Linked DNA regions of Mus musculus: region 1 is linked to region 2. The links are chromatin contacts, found by Hi-C or POLR2A ChIA-PET in ENCODE. All regions are on one chromosome and are shown on one strand. Each heading gives the region's core, a stretch centred on a gene start or an enhancer-like site at or near the end of the contact. The rest is flanking DNA. Distances are from core to core; before and after follow the strand shown.

What was found. A loop is a pair of places that touch in the nucleus more often than their neighbours do. ChIA-PET counts read pairs that join two places held with the same protein, here RNA polymerase II (POLR2A).
Region 1: a loop to region 2 is called in a map of heart, with 1.8 times the contacts of the local background. The contact joins the enhancer-like site here to the promoter of Usp46 in region 2. A Hi-C loop is called at or near these places in 1 of 37 maps with a recorded cell type or tissue (heart). POLR2A ChIA-PET finds 5 or more read pairs at or near these places in 2 of 5 experiments (Patski and embryonic stem cell).

Annotation. Positions count from the first base shown.
Region 1 is chr5:74,172,497-74,178,070 of GRCm38, forward strand. No RefSeq gene overlaps it. Among named protein-coding and RNA genes, the nearest start is that of Gm32002, 14 kb to the left of the region's middle. Within about 2 kb of position 3,200, at least 1 of the 3 ENCODE cell types and tissues checked has a DNase peak (open chromatin) inside an H3K27ac peak, as active enhancers do; it is heart, where a contact is called at or near this core.
Region 2 is chr5:74,066,255-74,071,550 of GRCm38, forward strand. Usp46 (ubiquitin specific peptidase 46) reads right to left here and starts at 2,157. Exons shown (of 9, transcript NM_177561.3): 1 at 1,996-2,157. The coding sequence starts at 2,031.

The sequences.
Region 1 (5,574 bases), core at 1,950-4,449, 110 kb after region 2:
AATCTCATGTTTCTGAGCTCATTTCCTTTCAGTACTAGCCTGTCGTCTCTGGAGTCCCCTATTACCGGAGCCCTTGGAGTCCCCTACTCCGTGGTCACCTCGCTTCAGGGCCACCGGAGGAAGAAGGTCTACTCTTGCTCCGACCCCTGCCATAGTTTCCATCCCTGAAGTGCTGTGGTTTCCAGAGAGCCCTACGTGGGCTGAGGAGACACAGATGAAGTGTTCTAACACTAAAAGAGATTTTACCAACCTGGAGAATGGGCATCAGAGTGCTCACGTGGCAATCCGAGGCTGAAATGGGAGGACCAGAGGAGGAGAAAACGGTTCCAAAGTTACCCTATTCCCCAGAGACTCTTGCATCTCTGAGGCCAAGACCCTGATGGTCCACCTCTCGTTAAACAGTGCACGCCTTTAATTCTAGCATTTGGGAGGCTGAGGAAGGTGGACCTCTAGGAGTTCAAGGCCAGCCTGGTCTATAGAGTGAGTTCCAAGACAGGCTGGGCTATCTATACACAGAGAAACCCTATCTGGAAAAACAAAAATTCTAATTTTTTAAAACAAATTTTATTATTAAAAATCTTGCAAATGAATAAAAACATCACACTCAAAATGAGCCTGAGTCAAAGTTTACCCATCATTCATTATCCAAAACCGGCAGCTCAGTGGGTTTTAGTCCCTTGGTCTGGCGTGGTGTGTGCGGTCCAAGCAGGATTAGGACCAGTCTGCATTTTCAATGGAAACAAATGTTACTCTCATCTAGCCCTCTTCACAGAAAGCCCAGCCTTCTTAGAATGGCAGCCAGAAAACTCCACACTCTCCTAATCCTACAGTTCCCCGCTAATCAGACGTCTAGACAAGAGCGGTCTCTGTTCCCTTTCCTGTTAGCAAATCTGCCCTGACAAGTCACATCCTCCGCTGATGCCATTGAAATGCTCTCCATTTGTTCTGCGGGCCTTCTGAGACTTGGCTCTGGAAATGCTATCAGTTCCTGGATCAGCTCCATTCTCTTAAAAATCACGTTTGGATATTCCTCCTCTTAAATTGCATCCTCTGGAGAGGAGCTCTCTGTTCACAGAGCGGTTAGCACTGCGTTGAACGAAGAAGAGTGCTATGGGGTTTGTGGGTGCTTGGTCAGAGACATCCTTCATGCATGGGTCTGCTGACTTTGGAGAGGACACTATTTAGCATGGGCCTATTTAGACAACACAATGCGCGGCCTTAGTCTGGCGTGGAAAGCGGGGTGGAGATGTTTCTGTTTCGCCCGTCTCTTGGAGATGGGACTGGTTACTACTTGGTTTCTCTCTGCGCCTGGCTATATCTAGCAAGGGTGGCAAAACCATACCAAAGAGGCTTAAAGTAAAGGTTAATTTGCATATTTTAAAATGAGCACCAAAATCATGGGAATCAAAGGCTGTGGGAGGAGCTAGAGAGCCCGGACACTGGTTACAGAGATCTTTCTGTTCCCACCTCTCTCCCGCCAAGTGCTCTGCAGCCCACCCCCTCGGCACATCGATCAGAATCTGGCCAGCCTATTTGAAAGACAACCTATTCTGAAAAAGTAGTGCATGTGTGAGATGCAGTTGCTCCCCCCAGCTGGGGTTTTCATTTCCATGGTTTCCGTTTCAACTTTTGTCTGAAAATGTTAGATGGAAAAATAGTCTCCCCAAATAAATAATTCATACATTTTACCACATTTATCATAACATGTTATAACCGTTTCTATTTTATTGTTAGCTGTTTTCATTAATCTCTTACTGTACATAATTTATAAACTAGATTTTATCTGGACACAAATATAGATAGGAAAACATAGTAAATATGGGATCTATATTACTATATCATTATAGCATATATATTCTATACTATATATTATAGTATTACCCCATAGTGCAGCACTGAGGGTCTGGAAATGTATTTCCCACACTGGGAAGGGGCTGTCACACCCTACTCCACACTGACAAGATACATTATAAATCAAAACATAATAAAAATGTCGTGCTTCACCAATGCCTGGGGACACAGCTTTTTCCTAGAGCCATTAGGTGTGGGTACCAAGTGACTCATTGACTACTGCCACCGTCTATGAGGGGACTTTGCTCCCTGCCCCTGGGCTGCCCTCCTCCCATTTGCTGCTGCTTTCGCTCATCTAAGGGATGCTAAGGTTTCATCTAGCCCCCTGCAAGTGAGAGCGCACACCCTCTCCACATCATCACCAGACAGCGCCTTTAGAGCTCTGGCGCAGCTCAGGAAGCATCTCATAGCAGACTGAGCCCAGATGGGAGCCCTGTAGTCCATAGAAGAGCTCATGCCAGCACACTTGAGCCCATGGGGGCTGACCCCACCAATGGTTATTGAGTTTGCATATGCCGTTCAAGTATCCTTGGGTCTTTTTAGAAGCCATTCCAAGATGAGTCGTGATTCATAGGTTACAGACACAGGCCAGCTTGCAGGAGCATTTGCCTATCGAACATGCTTATTCCAGTCTTTGGAAACACAGGATAAGCCGCCATAACTGCAAAGCCCTATCTACCATTTATCTGGCTTCTCTTTTTCTTTTTTAAGCTATTCTAAAAAATGATATCTTTTAGCACCCCCAGTGATGATCATTCTGGAATACAGTCATCCTCCACACCCAGCGGGCCTTGAGCTGTATAGTAATTTCAGGTAGGAACAACAATGGCACCCTAGAATATTATCCATCATTGCAGCAACGTCACAAAGGGAGAGAGTTATATCTCAGTTTCTCTCTACATAATGGGAAAAAGCAAGCTGCAGGCAAAGTTTTGAATGTTACTAAATTTGTTTGAAATGATCCAAAGGTTACCTGGGAGGCAGCTTTGCAATGACAAATATCAAAGGGATCATTTATATTCTCTTGTATTTGATGCGTCACTGGTGGAGAAACCAGTTATCAGTAACATCTCGAGACCTCCATCAGCCTCAGTGACCTTGTCTCTGAAATGGGCGTGCCATGAAGACCAAGCGACAGAAATGAAGGTCCTGGGAACAAGGCTGTCCACAGACACCCAATGCCCGATGCATGCTTATCCCTCACTGAGCCCAGTGTCACTCAGCCCCAAGCCGCGGAAACACATGGCTGTCGGGAAAAGAGCTGGCTGCCTTCCTTGTCTCTCTTTCCTTTTTCATTTTGTCTCCACAGAATGGGAGCGAGGGAGGGGGAGGCAGGTCTCCTGCCTCACAAAAGGCCAGTGTCTGTGGGCCTGCAATGTCTGGGAGGCCCATTAGGCTACAAGGCAGCCCTGCCAAGTTTACATATGGTTTTCATATCACCGGGCTTGTTGTTTTGACTCCTGTGAGCTCTCTCTGCAACAACGTCTCTGGAGGAAAGGAAGTGCAGGCAGACTGAAGGCCAGGGCTGCAATGGCAGAGGCATCTAAGGTACAAAGCAAATAAAATACCTCCGGGGCCGTGCATAGTCCCCGAGATCTGTCCCCTTGGGTTGCTACCTCCTTGCTTGCCTTCCAAGTCGTCCAGCATCTGGTACCTTCTGGCTTCCAGAAGACTCAGTCATGTCTGAGCTTTCTTCCCAGAGGAGGTCAGGGAGGCAGAAGAATTTGGCAGATGAACAAAAGCCATTAGCAGCGTCTGGTCTGATGTAGGTGGCAGCACTTGGGAGTCCACAGGCTCTGAGGAGCCAGTGTGGACTGGTCCTTCTGTTAGCTGCCCTTCAGTAGGTACACTCTAGCTTAGCTGGTGGGAAACGAAGGTGAGTTGAACAAACCGGTTCTTTCCAGGTCTTGCACAGAGTAGGCTTCCAGTGGAGTGTGGGTGCACAAGGTAGCTGCAACAGTAATGATAATGTATGGAATTGTAGTCATCTGTGTGCGTGTGCATGTGTGTGTGTGTGTGTGTGGGGTACATATATGCACAGCATACATGTGGAGGTCAGAAAACAACCTCAGGATGCTATTTACTTTGCCACCTTTAAAGGTATTTTAAAAATATCTATACATGGATAACATATTCAGATCCAATTCGCTGTCCTCTGATTCCTCGCCTCTCTCCCATACTTTTCCCTTTGAACTCTATGCTCTCTCTCTCTCTCCCTCTCTCTGTGTGTGTGTGTGTGTGTGTGTGTGTGTGTGTGTGTGTGTGTGTGTAATACCTACCTGCCTGATAATAATTTCCATTTGACAACTATTTCTTGGGAGCCAACCATACACCTAGCACTGTACTATTCCTGAGCAAAACCAGCAGGAGCAGCTGCCGATGATCACATCAGTATAGCATACACGGTGTTTATCTTCATCCGTTTGCTCGTTTGCCCCATGAAGGAAATGCTGTAATCACCCCACCCCCACCCCCATTCTTCAAACCAAGAAGCTGAACTCCAGAGAGGTTAAGCACACTTTTAATTGCGTTTTGTTTTGAGATAGGATCTTGCTATTCAGCTCAGTCTGATCTAGACCCGCCATCCTCCTGCCGTAGCTCTCTGAGCACTGTGATTACAGGTGTGAGCCAATCCAACTAGCGTTACACTTGCTCTAGATAACATTACCAGACTAGGAGCCACACTTTGAGCTGCTATATGTAAATGGAGCCAGAGTCAGGACAACATTGTGTACACCCTAACCGCAGCCTGAGTCTTCCACCGCAAGACTTTTGTTGTGCAAAGCTGTGTCTAACATTAATGAATGGTTTGTCCAGCTCTGGCTGGCTGGGCAATCCTGGCTATGAACCGAGCACCTTGCCAGGCTCTCAAACTGTGGTCCTTTGTGTTCACAGTTTTCCCTCCACTGACGCTTCCCCCAGGCCAAGCAAAGGGAAGGGATCTTCAGGTCTCTGGATCTTGATCTCAGATCACAGTCCCCCAGAGCCAGAGAGCCACTGGTCTCATAACCAAGACCCTATCTCTTCTATGACTTTAAGTCACCACTTCACAGTGACTCTTCTGCCTTGCTTCGCCTTACCATGTCTGTTCTGGATGTGGAAATCAAATGATTTTTGCTCACTGGGAAGGTTGCTCACTGGATGGATCCTTGAGCTTGAAAGTGACCAGCTGTAGGCTGTGGCGCCATTGTGAACAACTAGGAACGCATAGCAGCATCAAGCATGGGAAGTGACCAATGCCAAGCGCTCCAGAGACGCTGCACTTATCACTGATGTACTCCAAGGTGGCTGAGAAAGTCGGTGGAGATTGTAATGATGGAAGTGGTTGCTCTGTGTCACTGAGGACAAAACAGAAGTAGTCACAGATGCCAAGCCACACAAGGTAGATGAACAGAAAACCATATATCAGTGGCGCTTGACTTTCCTAATGCCATGATCCTTTAATACACAGTTCCTCATGCTGTCGTGAAGCCCAACTGTAAAATTATTTCATTGCCTCTTCATAACTGTAATTTTGGTACTGGGATGAATCGTAATATAAATATATGATATGCAGGATATCTGATATGCAACCCCCCAAAGGGTCATGACCTATGTATGGGTTGAGAACCACTGCCTTAGAGTGGAATAATGAAGGCCGTCTCAAGACAGCAGTATCAAAGGCACACACCTGGGTAAAGGTCTTGGCTAAGAAGCACGCCAAAGAATATCTTTCAAGAGATT
Region 2 (5,296 bases), core at 907-3,406:
TAGAAGGCGAGCATTCTCCACTTGCCCAAGACAGTGTCTAAACAGAAACACTAGGTTTACTTCACTATGGGAAGGATGGGGGGGGGGGGGAGTGAGCTTTAACTTGGTTACCAGAAGTGTTTATTCTATTGACATAATATTGGCCCATTCCTCTCATGCCCTTCCAGAAGCTTGTCTTCCTGGCTGAGTGTCACTGAAAACAGGTTGTGACATTCTGTCCAGGTGTGCCAAGAAGTCCTAGCTACAGCAAGGGCAAGAACAAGCCGGAGGCAGACTTCCTCTTGGGACACAACTGCTCTCTGGTTTCCACTCTGCTTCGATACGGAGAGGTGTCACTGGATTGCAAACTGGACAAGCGCAGCTCCACAAGCAGGCCCCGAGCCTCAGGAGCCTGTAGGCCTGCGGCCAACCCCACAGGCGGGAAAGACAGCCTTGAAGCTCCTGTGGTTTCCCAGTTCCCCACAGGAGCTCGGTTACAGCTGAGACACTGAGAAGAAATGCATTGTCTTCTCAGGGCATCCAGCCACATTAATGTCACTGGACAGGAAGAAGCAGGAAACCTGCGTCTTCAAGCAGAAAGGGAAAATGACAAGGCTGCGGGAGCCATCGGCTAAGGAGATTTGTACCACCAAGCAGGCAGCTAGCTACCTCTCTGGGACCTCCTGCGTTTGCTCTGCTGGCCTGGACCAGCACAGAGAGCTGGGGCCAGCCCCAGCAGGTCTCAACTCCACCTGAGCTAACACATGGCTCCTTAATGTGCTGTGCCATGTGTTGATCTTGCAACAGAATGTGGGACAGAAGATTTAAAGAGCTGTGTGATGGGGGAAGGGCAGCCAGATCACCTTACCTGAGGCCTACTTAATCAGGCCTCCTCAGATTTCCTTTAGATGCTAGCATTACTGTCTAACTTGGTGGCGGAGGGGGGTGGGGGCGGGGATGGATTCCCCAAAATGGAAAAACAAAACAAAACAAAAAAAAAAAAAAAAACAGTGTTCCAGTTTGAAGGGGGTCTAAGGGGGTGAGGATACAGAAAGTACAGGCAGAACACACACCCTCCTCAACTCCCACACCCCAGTGCCTTACCCCTGACCTCCCTATGGCTCCCACAAGTGGGGGTGCTAGCTGAGTACACTCAGTGGCCCCAAGGGCTAGAAACTGGTCCCGAGGAAACTAAACAGAACTGGAAAGTAATGGGGGAAATCTAAATTAAAGTGACTGCTGGGTAACACCCCCCCCCAGACCCCCACCCTATCAGACAGACCAGGCAGTGTCCAAGCTAAAAGGAGAGGAGGCGGGGCAGGACAACCCCTGCAGACTTCCTCACACCTACAGCCACTCACTCCCAGGGCCTGCAAACGTTCCTGTCTCCTTATAATCTCCTGCATGCAGGTGGGGAAACTGAGGCCTCCAGAACAAATTGCCATGCTTTTCCGATACCAGGTTTTAGTTCACCTCTCTAACCAGATTCTTCACTTGGAATTTTTATTTTTTATTTATTTTTTATTTTTTGGTCACAGCTTTCATGTCTATCCAATTTCTCCTGGTAAGAGCACTGCTGTTGCAAAGTGAATCTTAAATACAATCAAGGCTGAACTCCAGAAGGAGCAGAGGACAGTCGGCGAGTCCAGTAAGGGTTTATTTACTGCACCAGAAGGATTTGCTTCCTTCCACTCCGGGCTCGTACCCTCATGGTCCTCCCTCGGGACTTCGCTGTGCAGCCACCTCGCACCCTCCACCTCCACCCCCACCCACCACCCGCACCGCAACTCGAGGGCGGGGGCATGGGGCCGCCCTGGGGATCCCTGGGATCCGCTCGGGGTCCCCGGCTGGGACAGAGGTGGGGGGGACTGCGGTCAGCCGGCCCAGCCTCGGGACCGGGAACTTCTGGCCGCACGGCCCCCACGACCGCGGCGCGCGTGCAGCTCCAGCCCGGGGTTCCCTTTCTTTGCCTGGCTCGCTGCGGGCGCGACCCCCGGAGGCTCGGCGGCCACTCACCATATTACAGATGGAGGCGATGTTTCGGACAGTCATTAGTCTAAAGGTTGCAGCGATCGCGCACCGCCATCTTTACCAGGGGAAAACGGGACTGTCCATGGTGGCGCGCAGCGAGGCCGGGTGGCGGCGAGGCGGCCTGGGGCCGGCTTGCAGTGGGGTTGGGCGAGCGAGGCCGGGCGGCGGCGAGGGCGGGGCGGCGGCGCGGGGCGGGGAGTGGCGGAGCGACGCAGCCCGGGCCGCGGCCGGCGGGAGGAGGAGCCCGGAGCCGGGAGGCGCGGAACCGAGGCCACTGCTATGCTCCCGCTGCCAGCCAGGACCCGCTCGGCTGACCCCACTGGAAGCCGTTCTTGCTCCTCTGCCCTAGGGTCCCGCTCGGTGCCAGCTGCACCGTAAGGCCAGCCCCGAGCAAACCCAGCACCGCGGCCTTTCCGCCGGACCCAGGACCGTACCGGGCACTGGGCTGGGGACCTACACCGCGGGGACACGGGCGTGCTCGCTTCCCGGTTTCCCTCTGCCCGTTTCTGCTGGTGTCCAGCAAGCCTTGGGCGTTAGGGATTAGCTAGTGGAGGATATGAATAAGGGTCTAAGGGTGAGTGTAGTCAACTTTAAAGTTTCTCTCCAGGGTTCTAGCCAGATGGCATCCGCCGGAACCCGAAAAGTAAAATGAGACCAGGACATGGGCGTGGCCAGAAAGCCCTAGCCAGCAGCAACCCAGCTGCCTAGGGAAAGGTTCCCAGAAAGGAAAGAATTCCGGGTCTAAGCAGGCACACTCGGGAGATTTGTGACATTAGCAGGTACAGAGGAAATGGCCAGGTTCTGGGCGGTACTAGAGGCTGTCCAGGAAATACCAAAACAAAACTTTCCTATCTCCCATCCTCGGAGCTCCTGATCTCAGTTTTGTTTGAGCTTTTACACCTTCCTGCGGAGGCCCAGACTGCAGGCTCAGGGTGCACACTGTACACACCACTTGAGGGATATGTTCGTGAGAACTGAAAGAGTTCATTTCAAACATGGGGAATAATTGTGCAGACAAGTTTGCAGTCCCAAGCTTTCCACAGGGAAGTTGTGCATGTGAAACGTGATAAATTCCCAAACCAATGTATTTTGTGGAGAATTAAATTAGGAGAGAAATTAATATAATTGAAGACAGCTCTGTCTAGCCAAGAGTAACATACTGGGGGCTGGGGGGCTAGGGTTATACACATAACATGAGAGCCATCCATCCATTGGTAATTCTTCTAGGATCTGGGGTGGAAATAGAAGACAAAACCACTGACTGAAGGGTGAGGGTGGGGGACGGGTCACATGGATACTGTATTTTTCAGTGTGTAGAAGGATTAATATTCCTGCTCACAATGACTCATTCTACCTGAATTTTACTTTCATTCTTTTTTACTGCTGTCAGTTACGACTCTTCCAGCTTCTACATGATTAGTTAATAGACATGGTTAGCTCCATAAGGCTTACAGAGCAGGTATCCAACCCAGCTCTGTGTTTCTCAAATAAATAGTACAGATAAAGGCATGCTAAACTTAGGAGGGGCACCATTTGAGGAGGGGGCAGGGGAGGGGGACCATCGATAAAACACCCTAACTATGACTGGCCAGAACACAGTAAGGTCCTGAAAAGCTTAAAGACTGAGAAATGTCACAAGCTGAAGGCCTCAGCTTTGTGCGTGGTTAGTCTAAAGCTTTCATGCTTTCTAATGATAAGCTTTGCGATTTTTTCCAATATGAATGCACTGAGTGCAAGGCCTACAGGGGTTAAAACACAATTGAGAGCTGGGGAGATGGCTCAGTCTATAAAGTGCTTACTGCACAAGTACAGATCTCTAGACTCACGTCCTGCCCCCCGCCCGAGTCCACACCCACAGGTAAAGAAACACAGTCATGGTGTATAACTATCCCAGTGCTGGAGAGGCAGAGAGAGAACACAGAGATGGGCTGGTATTTGCTGCCCAGCCAGACTAGTCAAATCACAAGCTACATATTCAGGCAAGACCCTCTCTGTCTCAAACAAGTAAAGTGCAAGGGGTAGAGAGATGGCTGGATGGTTAGGAGTGCACACTGCTCTTCCAGAGGACCTGACGTCAATTCCCATCACCCACTTAGGGTGGCTCACAAGTACCTGTAACTTCAGCTACAAGGTATCCCATGGTTTCTGGACCATGGCACCTACATCATATGCACATACCACCTACACACACACACACACACACACATCCATAATTAAAAATCAAATAAATCGGGCTGGAAAGATGTCGCAGTTGTTAAGAGCACTGACTGCTCTTCTAAAGGTCCTGAGTTCAAATCCCAGCAACCATCCTTAATGAGATCTGACGCCATCTTCTGGTGTGTCTGAAGACATCTTAAAAAATATTTTTTTAAAATAAAAAGAAAATGCCAATTTTTTAAAGGGGGGGGCCTGGTAAGATAGCACAGTGGGTAAAAGCACTGACCACTCTTCCAAAGATCCTGAGTTCAAATCCCAGCAACCACAAGGTGGCTCACAACCACCAGTAATGAGATCTGATGCCCTCTTCTGGAGTGAGCGGGGCCAACCAGAGGGAGCAGAGGTCCTAAATTCAATTCCCAACAACCACGTGAAGGCTCACAACCATCTGTACAGCTACAGTGTACTCATAGACATAAAATAAATAAATCTTTTTAAAAAATCAAATAAATCAGCTGGGCGGTGGTGGCGCACACCTTTAGTCCCAGCACTTGGGGAGACAGAGGCAGGCAGATTTCTGAGTTCAAGGCCAGCCTGGTCTACAGAGTGAGTTCCAGGACAGCCAGGGCAATATAGAGAAACCCTGTCTCAAAAAAACAAAACAAACAAACAAAAAAAAATCAAATAAATCTTTAAACAAACAAAAAAAAAATAAGGCAGAAAGGAGGGAGACATCCAACATCAACCTCAGGCTTTGACACATACAACGCACTCACACATGAACATACACATATGTTTACACACACAAACACCACTGGCACAGAGAAAACCAACCAGGACCTGGCCCTGGGTGCTGTGCCAACAAGAAAAAGGATTGTTTGGGTACCCTCTAAACACCTAAAACCAAGTAGACTGTAGACAGGTTGAAATCTGGGTGTGGTGCAGTGTAATCCAGCACTCGAGAGGCTGAGTCAGAGGGACTGCCACATGTTCAAAGCCCACCTGGGCTACATAGTGAGTATCAGGCCAGCCAGGGAGAGGTAAGAAGATTCTGTTTACCTCTGGAAGAAGAAGGAAAAAAAAAGTTGAAAGGCTATGGGTTAGTCAGCAAATCAATCGAACACTGCAG